Linked DNA regions of Homo sapiens: region 2 is linked to region 1. A link is an interaction called in ENCODE POLR2A ChIA-PET data of the cell type or tissue named here. Cell type or tissue: endothelial cell of umbilical vein. All regions are shown on one strand. Links, peaks and the distances in the headings refer to the core of each region. The heading gives the core; the rest is flanking DNA. Region 1 overlaps ABHD12 (abhydrolase domain containing 12, lysophospholipase). Region 2 overlaps NINL (ninein like).

Region 1 (7,946 bases), core at 355-4,354:
GGGTTTCACCATGTTGGCCAGACTGGTCTCCAACTCGTGACTTCAAGTGATCTCCCTGTCACGGCCTCCCAAAGTGTTGGGATTACAGGTGTGAGCCACCATGTCTGACCTCTTTTTCTTTTCTGATTGCATTGTATTTCTAGAACAAAGTTAAATAATAGGGATGACACTGAGTAACTTGTTTCATTCCTGACTTTAATGAGAATGCTGTTAGTGTTTTTGCCATTTAAGTGCCATGCTGGGGTGTGTTGCTAATGTTGTGGGGAGCTTTTTGTTTTTGTTCCTGCTCCCTCACTGATGTTTTTAAAATAAAAAATGGTGATTGAGTTTTCTCAAATGCCAGTGTACATCTGTGGAATGATCATAGAGATTTTCTTCTTTTATCTGTTAACATAATGAGTTATAGTAATGGATTTATATTATTGAATCATCATTGTATTCCTGGGATAAACTCTCTTATTGTATAGCCAGATTCTATTTATTCATTTATTTTTTATTTTTATTTTTTGAGGCGGGGTTTCACTCTGTTGCCCAGGCTGGAGTGCAGTGGCACGATCTCGGGTCACTGCAACTTCTGCCTCCCAGGTTCAAGCAATTCTCTGGCCTCAGCCTCCCGGGTAGCTGGGATTACAGGCACCTGCCACCATGCCCGGCTAATTTTTGTATTTTTAATGGAGACGGGATTTTGCCATGTTGACCAGGCTGGACTCGACCTACTGACCTCAGATAATCTGCCTGCCTCAGCCTCCCAAAATGCTGGGATTATAAGGCGTGAGCCACCGCACCTGGCCTATTTATTAATATTTTATTTTGAAATTTTACATCATGAGGCCGGGCTCGGTGGCTCACGCCTGTAATCCCAGCACTTTGGGAGGCCGAGGCAGGCTGATCACGAGGTCAGGAGATCGAGACCATCCTGGCTGACGGGTGAAACCCCGTCTCTACTAAAAAATACAAAAAAAATTAGCCAGGCGTGGTGGCGGGCGCCTGTAGTCCCAGCTACTCAGGAGGCTGAGGTAGGAGAATGGCATGAATCCGGGAGGTGGAGCTTGCAGCGAGCCCAGATTGCACCACTGCACTCCAGCCTGGGCGACAGAGCAAGACTCCATCTCAAAAAAAAAAAAAGAAAGAAAAAGAAATTTTACATCATTTGTGAGAATAGTCTGTAATTTTCTCTTATGCAACCTTTATCAAGTTGTTTTAGTGTTTTCTATAGCTTTGTAAAAAGTTTCTTACATAACATTTTATTCTAAACTTTTATTTTTATTATTATTATTATTATTTTTTTGAGACGGAGTCTCGCTGCATCACCCAGGCTGGAGTGCAGTGGCGCGATCTTGGCTCACTGCAAGCTTTGCCTCCCGGGTTCACGCCATTCTCCTGCCTCAGCCTCCCAAGTAGCTGGGACTACAGGTGCCCACCAACACACCTGGCTAATTTTTTGTATTTTTTTTAGTAGAGACGGGGTTTCACCGTGTTAGCCAGGATGGTCTCAATCTCCTGACCTCGTGATCCGCCTGCCTTGGACTCCGAAAGTGCTGGGATTACAGGTGTCAGCCACCGCACCCGGCCATTTTATTCTAAACTTTTAGCCAGCTTAAGAATTTTTTAAATTATTTGTTTAAAATTTGGTAGAAATTCTCTTGTAAAACTGTCTAAGCCTGGTGCCTTTCTATTTATTTATTTATTTATTTATTTAAATTTTTTGGTACAGGCAGGTCTTGCCACGTTGCCTAGGCTGGTCTTGAACTTCTCTCTCAAGCAGTCCTTCCACCTCTGTCCCCCAAAGTATTGGGATTATAGGCATGAGCCACCACCCTAGCCAGTGCTGTTTCAGAATATAGCACTTCGGTAACTACTACAGTGTCTTCTACGTCTGTTTAGAATTTGCTATGTCCTGGTTTCAGTTTTGGTGGTTTATGTATTCTTATAAAATTACCAATTTAATTCACCTTTTCTCCTCTGTAGCTATGGCCATTTCCCTAGTTTTCTTCCCTGTTTTTTGTAATTAGGGTTTTTCCTCCGTTTTCCTCTTTTTTTTTTTTTTTTTTTTTTTTGAGTCTCACTCTTGTTGTCCAGGTTGGAGTGCAATGGCATGATCTTGGCTCATTGCAACCTCCGCCTCCCAGTTTCAAGCGATTTTCCTGCCTCCGCCTCCCGAGTAGCTGGGATTACAGGTATGTGCCACCACACCCAGCTAATTTTGTATTTTTAGTAGAGACAGGGTTTCTCCATGTTGGTCAGGCTGGTCTCAAACTCCCAACCTCAGATGTTCCACCCGCCTTGGCCTCCCAAAGTGTTGGGATTACAGGCGTGAGCCACCGCGCCTGGCCTGCTTTTTCCTCCTGATTTAGGCTAGTCAGTAATATATCTAATATCCATACATACACTGAAGTGGGGAAATATATATACACACACACATACACACACACACATGTTTTGTGCTCCATCAAAGAAAATATCTCTTTTTAGTTCTGGGGGATGCTGAGAAGTGGAGAGAACAGGTTCTTTCTGAAGGGGACAGCAGCTACCACACCCTGTCCTGTTGCTGCCTGGCAGGAATGTGGTCCCAGAGTGGCCAGATTGTCCAGTCTTTCTGGAAAAGACTAGCTGGTGTTTTTTTTAGTTTGTTTTGTTTTGTGTTTGAGATCGGGTTTGGCTCTACACCCGGACTGGAGTGCTGCAGTGCAGTCATGGCTCACTGCAGCCTCTGCCTCTCAGGGTCAAATGGTCTTCGCACCTCAGCCTTACAAGTAGCTGGGACTACAGGCACCCACCACCATGCCTAGCTAATTTTTGTATTTTTTGTAGAGACAGAGTTTTGCCATGTTGCCCAGGCTGGACTTGAACTCCTGAGCTCAAGTGATCCACCCGCCTAAGCCTCCCAAAGTGCTGGGATTACAGGCATGAGCCAGTGCACCCGGCCTTTTGTTTGTTTATATAGTTTTTTTTTTGTCTTAGTGTGTGTGCTTGTGTGTGTGTGTGTAGTATTGCCAACTTTTTTAACATTGGTAAGTAACTCAGATGAGAACAATTTTGGAGGTTAAAAAAAAAACCCCAAACCAGTTTTTTTTGTTTTTAAATTCTGGGCCAAAAGATAATTTTTAAAGGTAAATATTTATCTCATTCATAGGTCAACTCTGTACTCCTTGAGACGAGGAACTAGATCAGTTTTGCTTTGCATGGTATCTGGTGTGAGGAGGTACTGGGCAAATGAGTGATTTTTTTTTTTCTTTTTTTTTTTTTTGAGACAGAGTCTCACTCTGTCACCCAGGCTGGAGTGCAGTGGCGTGATCTCGGCTCACTGCAACCTCTGCCTCCCAGATTCAAGCGATTCTCCTGCCTCAGCCTCCTGAGTAGCTGGGACTATGGGCGCCCGCCACCATGCCCGGCTAATTTTTTTTCTTTTTTTTCTTTTTTTTTTTTTTTTTTTTGAGAAAGAGTCTCCCTCTGTTGCCCAGGCTGGAGGGCAGTGGCGTGATCTCGGCTCACTGCAACCTCCGTGTGCCAGGTTCAAGTGATTCTCCCGCCTCAACCTCCCGAGTAGCTGGGATTACAGGTGCACGCCACCATACCTGGCTAATTTTTTGTATTTTTAGTAGGGACGAGGTTTCACCATGTTGGTCAGGCTGATCTTGAACTCCTGACCTCATGATCCGCCCACCTTGGCCTCCCAAAGTACTGGGATTACAGGGGTGAGCCACTGTGCCCGGCCTTAATTTTTATATTTTTAGTAGAGACGGGGTTTCACCATATTGGCCAGGCTGGTCTTGAACTCCTGACCTTGTGATCCGCCTGCCTCGGCTTCCCAAAGTGCTGGGATTACAGGCGTGAGCCACCGCGCCCAGCCCAAATGAGGGATTTTGTGGGCCTTTCATTAGCCCTGGAATTGTTGGGAATGTGCATTGAAGGCATGACTGGTCTAATTTGGACCCTGAGAAGGCAGTCATGAGATGTACACGGTCTGTGTGTTACCTAGTCTTTATCCTCCAACTCCCAACCGACAGGCCAGATCTGCTGGATTGACAGAGATCAGTGGGCTGCATGGGAGGTTTCATAGCCAGATCACCCTCATACGTAAATGCCAAAGAACATAGTCATCACACCTATTTCTTCCTTTACCCAAAGAAGATACTTTATCCAAGGTTGCTAATGGCTTCCCCCTAACCCAGAAGAGTGGGTGGCTGAGGTTAACATCTGTCTTCTTCAGTGTCAGCCTTCCCGAGGTTCAGTATCAACCTCACCCTCTAAGTGTCCCTGTATGGTATCTCTTCATCTTTTCTTTACAGATTAGGAAGATGGGAGCGAGTTCTGAGCTAGCTTTTGTGGTTAAAGTCTGCTTCATCCATCTCCTTTTTCCTTTTGCTCCACCCTCAGTACAGTCTGGGCCAGGACTGTGACAAGGCATGGGGCTGGCTTTGTTTATGGCGCCATAGCTGGCCCCCCCCCTCAACTGGTACTGGTTTTCCTCTTCCTAACTCAGTGTACCTTATCAATGCTGCACTCCAGCCAGGGACTGGCCACACTGGGACTTGGTGCTTTGCCACTGCCTTCTGCTTTATTAGGACTCTGCATCCTGTATCTCTGCTTGGTTCCTAGTTCCTTTCAGCCACAGTGACCCTTCCCAAGGGAGTGTCCGCCTTCTATGGTGACTTTGGCAGACAGGCCTGAACTGTGAGGGGTATCTTTGGGCAGGCTGAAAGCACCTGAGGCACTTTCATGGAGGAAGCCTTGGAGAGAGGCATGGAAGATGGGTCATCTTGTCAGGTTTGTGCTAACAGCGATGGAGACAGGACCTCATTTCAGACTCCCGCTGCTGCAACTTCTCCTCCTCTTCGTTCCCCTCCTTTCTCTCCTCTTCCATTAGAACACTTGTCCTTCCAGAGTGAAATCTGCAGGGAAAATGTTTATTGAAATATAACCTCAAAAGCTGACAGATGAAGTCAATGCTCTTCACCCAGAGATGACGCCACAGGACTTTGGTCTCAGTGTGCTTGTGCTTTGGCAGGGGCCCTTTCAGCATGAGAGTGGGTAAGCCATCTATCTCGTGCCACACCGAGAGCCAGCGTCTAGAGTGTCAGTCAGTGAACAGGGGCCAAGAGCCAGGATGCCGGAACCAAACTGTCCCATTACCAGCAAGACTTCTCATTTAGGCCTCAGCCCCTTTGTATTGTGATTTACTGCTTCAGAGGATAGCCTTCATAGAGACCCAGGTCTCAGGTGAGTTTTCAGATTCTCTGGCTTGGGTGAGTTGTGTAACACTCTGAGTTTGTTTCTTCATCTGTGATGTAGGGATAAGAGTGTCTTCCCTGTAGGATTGTGGTGAGGCCCAGGTGTGTGGAATGTTCCTGGCACATGGTGAGTGCTTGGTCAGTGACATCTTCTAGATGACTAGCCCCATGATGATTATAATATTAAGAGCTCAGGGTACTGGCCAGTGTGGTGGCTCATGCCTGTAATCCCAGCACTTTGGGAGGCCGAGGCAGGCAGATCACTTGAGTTCAGGAGTTCAGGACCAGCCTGGCCAACGTGGTGAAACACCATCTCTACTAAAAAGACAAAAATTAGCCAGGTGAGGTTGTGAGCACCTGTAATCCCAGGTGAGGGATTATCTCCTGTAATCCTGGGAGGCTGAGGCAGGAGAATCGCTTGAACCCAGGAGGTGGAGGCTGCAGTGAGCCGAGATTGCACCACTGCACTCCAGCTTGGGTGACAGAGCGAGACTTTGTCTCAAAAACAAAACAAGGAAAAAAAAAAAAAAAGAGGGTACTGAGAAAGATCTGTTAGCTCATGTCTAGAAGGATTTTCTTCTACCCTTTTCTGCCCCAAACAATTAAGAGTCTGGCTTCTCAGCCAGTCGTGCATATAGGGTCCATCCTGATCAGTTAATGTGTCTGTTGGTATTAGAGCATTTGTAGCAATACTATTTGCTTATTTAACACTTTTTTCCAGCCACTCATTTAACAGTTTGAGTACCTGTTACGCCCAGTAACACCTGTGAATGCTGAGGCCGTTGCAGTTCTCCTGGCCTTTACATTCTGGTAGGGGAGGCAGATAAAACATGAAGAAACACATGATGTCATGTGCTTAGGGCACTAAGGAGGAAAATGGTGCCAGTGAGGGAATAGCCGCAGATGAGGCCCTGTGGCTGTGTGTGCACAGTCTGGGTGTACAGGGGATGTTTCTGACAAGGAGACATGTGAATGGATGCCACTGGCTGCTAGAGAAATGGCATGGTGTGTGTCATCATGTCACTCTGACTGTGTGACAAGCACAGACTGCGGTGGGCAAGCAGGGAGACCGGCTAGGGGCTGCCAGGGTCATCCAGGCAAGAGATGACAGGGGCTCAGGCCGGGACAGCAGCTGTGGAGATAAGAAGAGGCATGTGATTCTGGATTCACAAACTACTTTCTGAGCAACAGGAAGAATGGAGTTGCCAGATACTGAGATGGGGACAGATGTGGAAAGAGCAAGTGCTTTGGGGCAGGAGAAGTAATGTTTGGTTTTGGACATATTGAGGTGCCTGTTAAACATCCAGGTGGATAGGGGATAGAGTTCAAGGGGGAGGTTAGGGCCTGTACCTGACCATGGCTGTGACAGGTGGTACCTAGACCCTTGCAGCAGACTCTCCCAGCAGACAAGTCAGGACAGAGGAGTCAGGACCTGGGCAATGAGTTAGAAGGATTGCTGGGAAAAGGTGTCAAGGCAGCCACCTAAAGAAGGCCTGTTGCAGAAGAAAGCCTGATCTGCAATTGGATTTGGTGACACGAGATCAGTATTGACAGGAGTGGCTTACTGCAGTGGTGGGAGCAAAAGCCTAATGGTGAGGGCTCAAGGAAGAAGTGGAGAGAGGAAATGCAGGTAGCTTTTCCAGGGAGCTGTGCAGTAAAGGGGGAAAGACAGGGAGGGATGGCTGGAGGGGGTGAGTTTTCTTAGCAGTGATATTAGATATCAAAAAATAAATAAATAATAAAAGCATCACTATGCCATAGGACAACTTCAGGCAGCCCACTATATTGATAATTATGATATTATGATAGTTATGTGATATATTAGCCAAAATCGCGCCATTGCATTCCAGCCTGGGCAACAAGAGCGAAACTCCATCTCAAAAAAACAACAAAAGAAACCACTCAATGGTAATTGTATTCCATGTGTTCCAGAAGTTAAGTGGAGTTATGGAAAACCTGAAAATTACTGAAATGGAATTTCTAAAGATGAAAACCACAATGTGTGAGATAAAGGTTACACTGAAGGGAATTACACTGAAGGGCAGATTAAACACTGCTAAAGAAAGGGCTCAACTATTCAATGTGAAACCTGGGGAAAAGAGAACCAAACAAATTTTCAAAAGCATCGTTACAAGGCCAGGTGCGGTGGCACACACCTGTACTCCTGCCATGCCTGTAATCCCAGCATACCTGTAATCCTAGCACTTTGGGAGGATAAAGAAGGAGGATCACTTGAGCCCAGGAATCTGAGACCAGCCTGGGCAATGAAGGGAGACCTCATCTAGACCAAAAAAAAAAAGAATTAGCCAGGCATGGCGTGCATGATTGCTTGAGCCCGGGAGGTCAAGACTGTGTGAGCCATGATCAAGCCACTGCACTCTGGTCTGGGCAACAGAGTGACACCCTGTCTCAAAAAAATATATAAATAAATAAAAGCATCACTATGCTATAGGATAACTTCAAGCAGCCTATTATATTGATAATTATGATATCATAATTGTGCAATATTAGAGCAGTCTGGAGTGTGCATGGGAATAATCCAGGGGAGAGGAGAAGATGGACGGCATGGGACAGAGTAGGTGCAGTGATGTCTCTGGGCCTGTGAGAAGGGATGGGACCCAGTGTTCTGAGGCTGAGCAGAGGAGTTCCCCTCAGATAGGAAGGAAGGCCAAGGCTGTGGGGAAAGACATGGGTAAGTTGATCTATTTGTGGGTG
Region 2 (7,946 bases), core at 1,285-5,284, 100 kb before region 1:
TGGATGCCCACCCTCACAGCCTGTGTTTCTGGTGCTGTATGACACAGAGTGATTGATTGTTCAGGTTCAGAGCCTGCGGTTGGACCACCACCCTCCTTGGCACATTTTAAATGCAAGCTGCCAGGTTCTGGGGCATTGCAAAGCCTCCATTTCTTCCCCTCCCTGCTCACCTGAGCACGCAGAGACCGTGGAATGTTTTAAAGCTCGGGTGTTTCTCTAGATCTGCAAGAGTGGTTCTGTGAGGAAAGCCTGGTTCCAGTGCCTTGAAGGCCGCCTTGCAGACGAGCTGATGGCTGGCCCAGCCAGCTCCCCATGGTCTCACCCCACCCTGCTCTGGCCCGCAGAAGAAATTCTGTGCGGAAGAAAATTCTGTGTAGAAGAAAACAAACTAGAGTTGAGTTGGGTCGATTATTAACAATACAGAAAAGTTACTTTATCTCTAAGGTCGTTCACCACATGGTTCTTTCATAGGCAGCTCCTGGTTAGGTTTTAATTTACCAAAAGTTAATTTATGTAAAACTTGTACAGAAACATTTTTTTCACCATCAAAAACCCCAGTCCTTGACCCACCTGCCCCTCTTACATCCTGGCATACAGAGGGTTAGGTCCAAACAAGTTGTAACAATAGACACTGAACCCAGCCAAGCTGTCAGCATCAGGAACGGCTGGGCATGTTATGACTGTTATTCTAACAGAACCCTGTATAGGCTTGAAAATAACATGGAAGTGGATGATTTTAGGCATGGAATTCTTTCCAGGCAGCATTGCCAGGTGAACAGATAAGTCATATGCATCCACAAATAACAGCCATTTAAGACCCTGTATAATCCCCCCACCCAGCAAAAATGAGAAAAAAACCTAAAGATATCAGTAGAGCTTGCTTACTGTTCACTCATTCATTTCTCCTGCAAGTTAGCTTTAATAATAATTTTAATAAAAATTTTCAAGTTGGGCAACCATAGTTTATAGCTATATGAACGGGTGATGATCTGAAACTGACTTAATTTTACCCGGTGGATAATCTTTAGTTACCTTGGGTGGTGATGCCACAGCACAACTGGTTTTAGTTACAGCTCATTCTTTCCGTGTGTGAATCTTAAGGCCACATCACCCTGTGCTGAAAATCTGTGATTGTTTCTGGGGATACTGTGATGGTCATTGTTAAGTGAGCAATCGATGTGAAGTAATTTCACAGGATTTGAAATTTGAGCAGGTATTATAGGGAAAATATGTGTCTGTTAAGCTGGTAATTCATGGGCTGCCCTATAGCCAGAGAACCAGATAAAGCATTGTTGTTCGATTTTAAGGGTCTATTCTCGATTCACTCTGAATGATTTCCCTCCCATGTAAAGTGACCCTGACTTTGTCCCTGCCGCACGTTGCTTTGCAACCCCAGAGGATCGAGGTGAGCCCAAGCTTGTGTTCTCAGTGGCTGTGATTACCCCTTCCTGTCTGTGGTTTGCCTCCATCTGGGCACCCTGCCGTTGTTCCCTGCACGTCTCATTCTCCTTTTGAAATCCTATGTGTGATGAGCGGTGTCGCCTTCCTTCTGCCTCGACTGGTGTGTGTGGGGTGGGTGGGGCCTGCCATGCGGATGGGGTCCAGATGGTGTGCTGCTAGGACTGCAGCTGCATGTGGGCTGCTGGCTTCCTCCTCTGGTAGCTGCTGGAGCAGACTCAGAACCTAGAGATAACCTTCCATTAATAGATTCCTTTAGTGCCCTGGATTTTTCAAATTTAAAACCCTTCTTTCTTTAACATGATTCTGTTACTTAAAGACATGCTATTCTTTTCATCTGGGGTTCTTTCAATTTTATTTTTTGAAACAGCAGAGATATTTTATATTTAAATGCTAACCTATTTATTCAGATATTTCCCCTTTCCTTTTTTTGGATTTTTTTGTCTGTTTCAAGCTAACATTTAGAATATTTAAAAACTTTTTATATGAAAACAATTTCAAACTTTCATAGTTACAAACAAAACTAGTGCACAGAGCACGTGTCTGTGTACCCTTTACCCACATGCAACTGTTCACATTTCACCCTGTTGCCTCTGCCTTAGCATACCTGCTCACTGGCTGTGTTGGTGTGGATGTGAACGTGTAGACATTGTTATTTCTGAACCACAGCCTCAATCCAAAGGAAACATCAGCAAACCACAACATGAGACCATTTCTATGAAAAATGGGCAGGAACAACAGTGTTCTTCAAAATTATCAATGTCATAAAAGACAAAGAAAGACTGTGGGAATGTTTCAGAGTCAAGGATGTTAAAGGAACAGGACAACTGAAGGCAGCACCTGGCCCTGGACAGAACACTGTAGAATCCACTGAGAAAAGGAGAAAATTCTGTGATCTTCATGACATCCAAGTTTTATTTACTATACCTTCTAAAGCCTAGTTCATAATAGATTTTTACAATAATAACATTTGATTTAATAAAAATTAAGACCCACTGATCAAAAGACACAAATGGGAGTAAATGTTTGTGATTATGTATTTATCTGATAAAAGACTTGGATCCAGAATATATAAAAACTCTCTCCAAATATGAATACATAACCTAATAAGAAAAAGGTGTATAAGTACCCATAAAGATGCTAAACAACATGATTTAGCATCCGAGGGTCATATATGCACATCCTGACCCTTCACGGCCCAGTGCTTGTGTGCACTTCCTAAGAAACACTTCCTCCCGTTCTGCTGGCAGTGCTGTGCAGCTTCCTGCTCCTGCAGGTGATCATGCAGAGTTCAAGGATTTGCAGATTGCTTATTAAGCCTTTGATAGGCTTCAAATTGATACAGGCTTTAAACCACAGAAATTTGTAAAAGCCACAAGCGAGGGCTTTTATTTCCTGGAGAGTAAGTTTCCCAGCACCTGACTGAATGAGAATATTTTCTCATGACTGAGGCATGCTTGATGAACTGCCATCGAAGCAACATGTTACCTGCTGGCCGAGTTCTGCTTCCCTCAGTGCATCTACCCAGGGCCAGATTGTTTCTTTAATATCCTTTATTCTGACTCATTTCCTTTCTTTGTCTTTATGACATTGATATTTTTGAGGAATGTTGTCCTCCTCGCTTTTTCATAGCAACGTTCCCGTTTTGTGTGTTTCTGATGTTTCCTGTTCACAGCACTGAGGCTGTGCATCCTCAGCTGGCACAGCACATGGGTGATGTTGTGCCCCGCTCGCTGGTGTTGCTTCTGATCTCCCAACCGAGGTGTCGCCTGGTTTCTCTGCTCGGTAATCACCATTTTTTCTCCCCTGCAACTATTAATATTACACAGTCAGTGGAAAGACACTTTAAGACCATGCAAATATACTGCCTTCATCAGAATCTTCCCTGGATTTAGCATCACTGGTGATTCTTGCCTGATTCAGTCTTTACTATGATGGTTGCAAAATGATTTTCCTGCTTAGCAGCCCCTCCACATCTGTCCATGCCATTGGCATTCTACTCAAGCTAGAGAAATCCTGTCCGTCCAGATCTAGCCATACATGTACCAATCACTGGTATGGACTCATGAATTCCCATTTCCTCCCTATGGTTTTTAATTATTTTCGTGCCCAAATTGTGCAAGATTTGGCAAGTGAGAGTCCTCGGCTGCTTGCTGTGCCGCGGCATGCCCCGCAGTGTTGGCTGCTGCCTTGTTTTGTCAAATGTTTCCACACTTGCTGGCATAATGAGATGCCCCAGCACCTGCCCACAATCTGCCATTTCTCCAAGGAGTCTTGGTTCCTTTCCTGAGGGAATGGTTTTAGAGACAGGATCTGGGTGCCTGGCATGCTGCTCGCTCCTAGGGGTCGCTGTGTCTTGACTGAGGGCATCTTTCTGGTCGGTCTCCAGATTCCAGAAGGATCACCCTGAGCCCTCCCCACTGTATGTCACCTGATCTCTGCAAACTCACTTTTGGGGTTTCTTTGTATTTTGTAACAAGGATATTGGTGTTTTTAAAAACTTTTTTTCTTTCAACTTTTATTTTAGATTTGGGGGTACCTGTGCAGGTTTGTTACCTGGGTATATTGCATGATGTGCCGTGTGGGCTGGGGCCTCCCTTCTCCATCTGGGCCTCTCCACGTGGCCTCTGCAGGGCTACTTTGGGCTTCATCACAGCATGGTGGCGGCAGCTGCCCCAGAGCAAATGTCCCAGCAGAAGTGGGTGGATGTCGTGTTCCTGGAAGTCCCGTGGCATCACTTCTGCTGTCTCCTAGGTCGAAGCAGTCACAAGTCCCACTCAGGCTGCAGGGCTGGGGACCGAGGCCCCAGCCACGTGTGAATGGGGAAGCATGCACAGCCTGGTTTATGTCTGCTTCCTGAAGGTCTGCAGGACCCTGGGAGGTGTCTAAGAAAGTGGGCTAGAAACTCTGCCCTTCCTGTCCCTTTAAAGAGCAAGTGACTGAGCATACTGGTTAGGACGTAGTTCATTAAAGTGGGAGCACAATTAAGCTGGCCACAAATGCAGATGCCTCCCCTGAAGCTTCCACCCACCCTGCCATGGTGTCCTAGCCTTCCCGCCGCCCACGCGGCCTCCACCTGCTCCAGTGTCTCCTTACCAACATCATCCTTTCTTTCTGACATGTTCTCTGCTTTGCAGCATATGATCTGAAGCAAATGGTTTCCTCTTTGGTAGTTAAAGCTGCAGAACCCTTTGCAAATTCAGTGGCCGCTGAGGAAGGAATCCTATCCTTACCCAGGGCACTGCCTGACATGCACATTGCAGCACCACTGCAGTTCCAACAAAGACTGTAGTTTCTGGTGGTGACAGTATTCTGCATTTTCTTTTCTTTTCTTTTCTTTTTTTTTTTTTGTTGAGACAGAGTCTTGTTCTGTCACCAGGCTGGAGTGGAGTGGCACAATCTCGGCTCACTGCAACCTCTGCCTCCTGGGTTCAAGCGATTCTCCTGCCTCAGCCTCCTGAGTAGCTGGGATTACAGGTGCCCACCACCACGCCTGGCTAGTTTTTGTATTTTTAGTAGAGACCGGGGTTTCGCCATGTTGGCCAGGATGGTCTCGATCTCTTGACCTCGTGATCTGCCCACCTCAGCCTCCCAAAGTGCTGGGATTACAGGCATGAGCCACCACACCTGGCCTCTTTTCTTTATTTATTTTTTTCTTGAGATGGAGTTTGCTCTTTTTGCTCAGGCTGGAGTGCAATGAATGGCATGATCTTGGCTCACTGCAATCTCTGCCTCCTGGGTTCAAGCGACTCTCCTGCCTCAGCCTCCCAAGTAGCTGAGATTACAGGCGCATGCCACCATGCCCGGCTAATTTTTGTATTTTTAGTAGAGATGGAGTTTCACCATGTTGACCAGGCTGGTCTCAAACTCCTGACCTCAGGTGATCTGCTCATCTGGGCCTCCCAGAATGTTGGGATTACAGGCGTGAGCCACCATGCCCGGCCATACTCTGCATTTTCTACATTTCTCCCCAGGAGCTGCCTCACTTTTTTCTTTGAGCCCCTCCCATATAACAGTGATAGAAAGTGATGTAAGGGCCAGGCATGGTGGCTCACGCCTGTAACCCCAGCACTTTGGGAGGCTGAGATGGGTATATCACTTGAGGCCAGGAGTTCGAGACCAGCCTGGCCAACATGGTGAAACCCCATCTCTACTAAAAATAGAAAAATAAATAAATTAATTAACCAGGCGTAGTGGCGCACACCTGTAATCCCAGCTACTTGGGAGGCAGAGGCAGGAGAATCACTTGAACCTGGGAGAAGGAGGCTGAAGTGAGCTGAGATTGCACCAGTGCACTCCAGCCTGGGCAAGAGAGCAAGATTCTGTCTCTAAATAAATAAAATACAGTAAAAATAAAAGTTTTTAAAAGTGAGAAAGTCAAGAAAGGACCTTTGTTTTGGCTTATCTCACCATGATGTTAGCGACTTAAAATCCAGATGGTTTCCTGCTGGAAGCTGGGAAGCAACAGGCCCTCACCTCACAGTGCACCTCACCTGCAAGGGACCCCCCTGGAGGCCAGCTCGGCCAGCTCGCTGGGCTGAATGGCTGCAGCTGCTAGAGGAGGTGGCTGGCTCTGTCCCCACAGGACCTGCAGGACCGCAACGATGAGCTGCAAGCTGAGCTGGAAGGCCTGTGGGCGCGGCTGCCCAAGAACCGGCACAGCCCCTCATGGAGCCCGGATGGGCGCAGACGGCAGCTCCCTGGACTCGGCCCAGCAGGTAGGAGCCCGTCCCTGGGAGGGGGCTGACCCAAGGCCTGCTGTTGACAACAAGGCCCAGAGCCAGGAAAAGAGAGTGGAGATGATGAAGATGATGATGTTGCTGTGACCTGAAGGGAGGTGGTCTGCTCTGCAGGGACTTTCCAAGGAGGATCCAGGGATGCCACAGGGTGACCTTGCAACACGGAAGGTCACCTGCAGAGGGAGGAGGAAGGGACGCTGAAGGTGGGCAGCCCCAGGGCTGGCCCAGGCTGTTCCCACATCTCAGAGCTGTTTCAGTGACACGGTACTTGCTGAGACTGAGAAGAGCTAAATCCCGGAGAATGCATTGGGGCCTCCCAGTACTCAGGCCTGTTCAGACAGAGGCTGTCGGGGCTTACCCTTGCTGCTTCTGGGTGATGTGGTAGCTGGCACCACCCCCCAAGTCTGACTGAGGCAGGGAGGCACCAAGCACTAAGGGAGCGGCCCCACCTGGCCAACTGCCCCTGTGCTCGCAGCCAATGGGATTAGGACAAGCTCCAAGGACCCAGGGTCCCCGGAACCCACATCGAAGTGTCTCTGGCTCCTCTGCAGAGAGAATGGGGGTCCAGGTGCTGCAGCCGCCCTTGAGGTCTGTGGTGCTCCCTTTGGAGGATGGGGTGGCCTCTGCCCACTCAATAGCAGCATACAATGCACATGGCTCCGTGTCCACTGCTGTGACAGGGGCCCATGGGGACCCAGCAGCCCCACCTGCTCCCCTCGCTCCCCCGTCATGGCAACCTCAGCCCCTCAGAGAAGATTTTGCTGCCATCTGTAACCCCGGGAGAACTTCAGAGTTCTCCTGTTGCCCTGAAACTGTTTACTCAATGAAATAAAAAAAAATAGGCCAATATGGGAACCTCATAGGGGAGCCTAGTCGGGGCTTTTGTGCATGTGAGACTGACCTCCTGGGACCCCTAAGGCACCCCCTCCCCTGCTGGCTCCTGGATTGGAGTCAGGCTCCTGAGGCGCCACCCCAACAGCTGGCAGACTCTCAGGAAGCTGCAGGGAGGTGCAAGACCCCACCGGCCACCCATCCCAGAAACGCACATATCCAGGATTGCCTGCACCCAGGGTGGTGCCTGTGGGTCCGTAGCCCCATTGACGTCCCACCTGGATGCCGCTGGCTGTCACACCTCCCTGCCCGTCAGTCTCAGAGCGCTAATTCCAGCAGGGGTTAGTGTGCCAGAACTGCCTCTCAGAACTTGGCATCGTTTATGTGATGAAATAATAATGTAGGGCCACCAAGGAAAGGTTATCTAAATAGATAGATAACCTCCGTGCACACAGCTGTGGTCATCGGCACATCATCTAAAGCTCTGCACCACCGGGCATCTGCTGTGCCACAGGCCATTATGTCCTTCCATTTCCTCCGTGACCCTGGCATCTTCAGGGAACAGGATTTAGGGTGCAGTAAATGTACCATAGCACAGCATATTTTAGGGACTAAAGGGGCTCCTGTGAATCATGTGGGGAGCCACCTAGTCTCATCTCTGAGTGTTCTGATAAATAACGGAATGCTATGTACTGACGAGTGCTGACTTTAAGGACGCAGCGTCATCCTCACAGCCAGCACCACCTGCCCCTCATGGATGCCAATGCCAAAATATCAGATTGGAAGGTTTGGAAGGGGCCCCCGTGGCATCCTCAGTGTGACAAACGGAAGTGGCCTCTTGTTTGCAGGCATTTCATTCCTGGGTAATTCTGCTCCAGTGAGTATAGAAACGGAGCTGATGATGGAGCAGGTAAAGGA

What was found. ChIA-PET counts read pairs that join two places held together with the same protein. Peaks named below come from ENCODE experiments on the same cell type or tissue, not always from the same donor. Only the 100,000 strongest peaks of a DNase experiment are listed, where the experiment ranks them.
Region 2: POLR2A ChIA-PET joins it to region 1 with 7 read pairs; 3 of 35 experiments call an interaction of 5 or more read pairs at or near these places.

Annotation. Positions count from the first base shown.
Region 1 is chr20:25,379,443-25,387,388 of GRCh38, reverse strand. The region is part of intron 1 of ABHD12 (abhydrolase domain containing 12, lysophospholipase); the gene reads left to right. Among named protein-coding and RNA genes, the nearest start is that of ABHD12, 7.4 kb to the left of the region's middle. In endothelial cell of umbilical vein, for the core only: no CTCF peak of the experiment used is centred there; no DNase peak of the experiment used is centred there.
Region 2 is chr20:25,480,198-25,488,143 of GRCh38, reverse strand. It overlaps NINL (ninein like), which reads left to right. Exons shown (of 24, transcript NM_025176.6): 14 at 6,044-6,176; 15 at 7,877-7,946. Among named protein-coding and RNA genes, the nearest start is that of GINS1, 76 kb to the right of the region's middle. In endothelial cell of umbilical vein, for the core only: no CTCF peak of the experiment used is centred there; a DNase peak (open chromatin) is centred at 3,043; H3K27ac peaks cover 1,995 bases.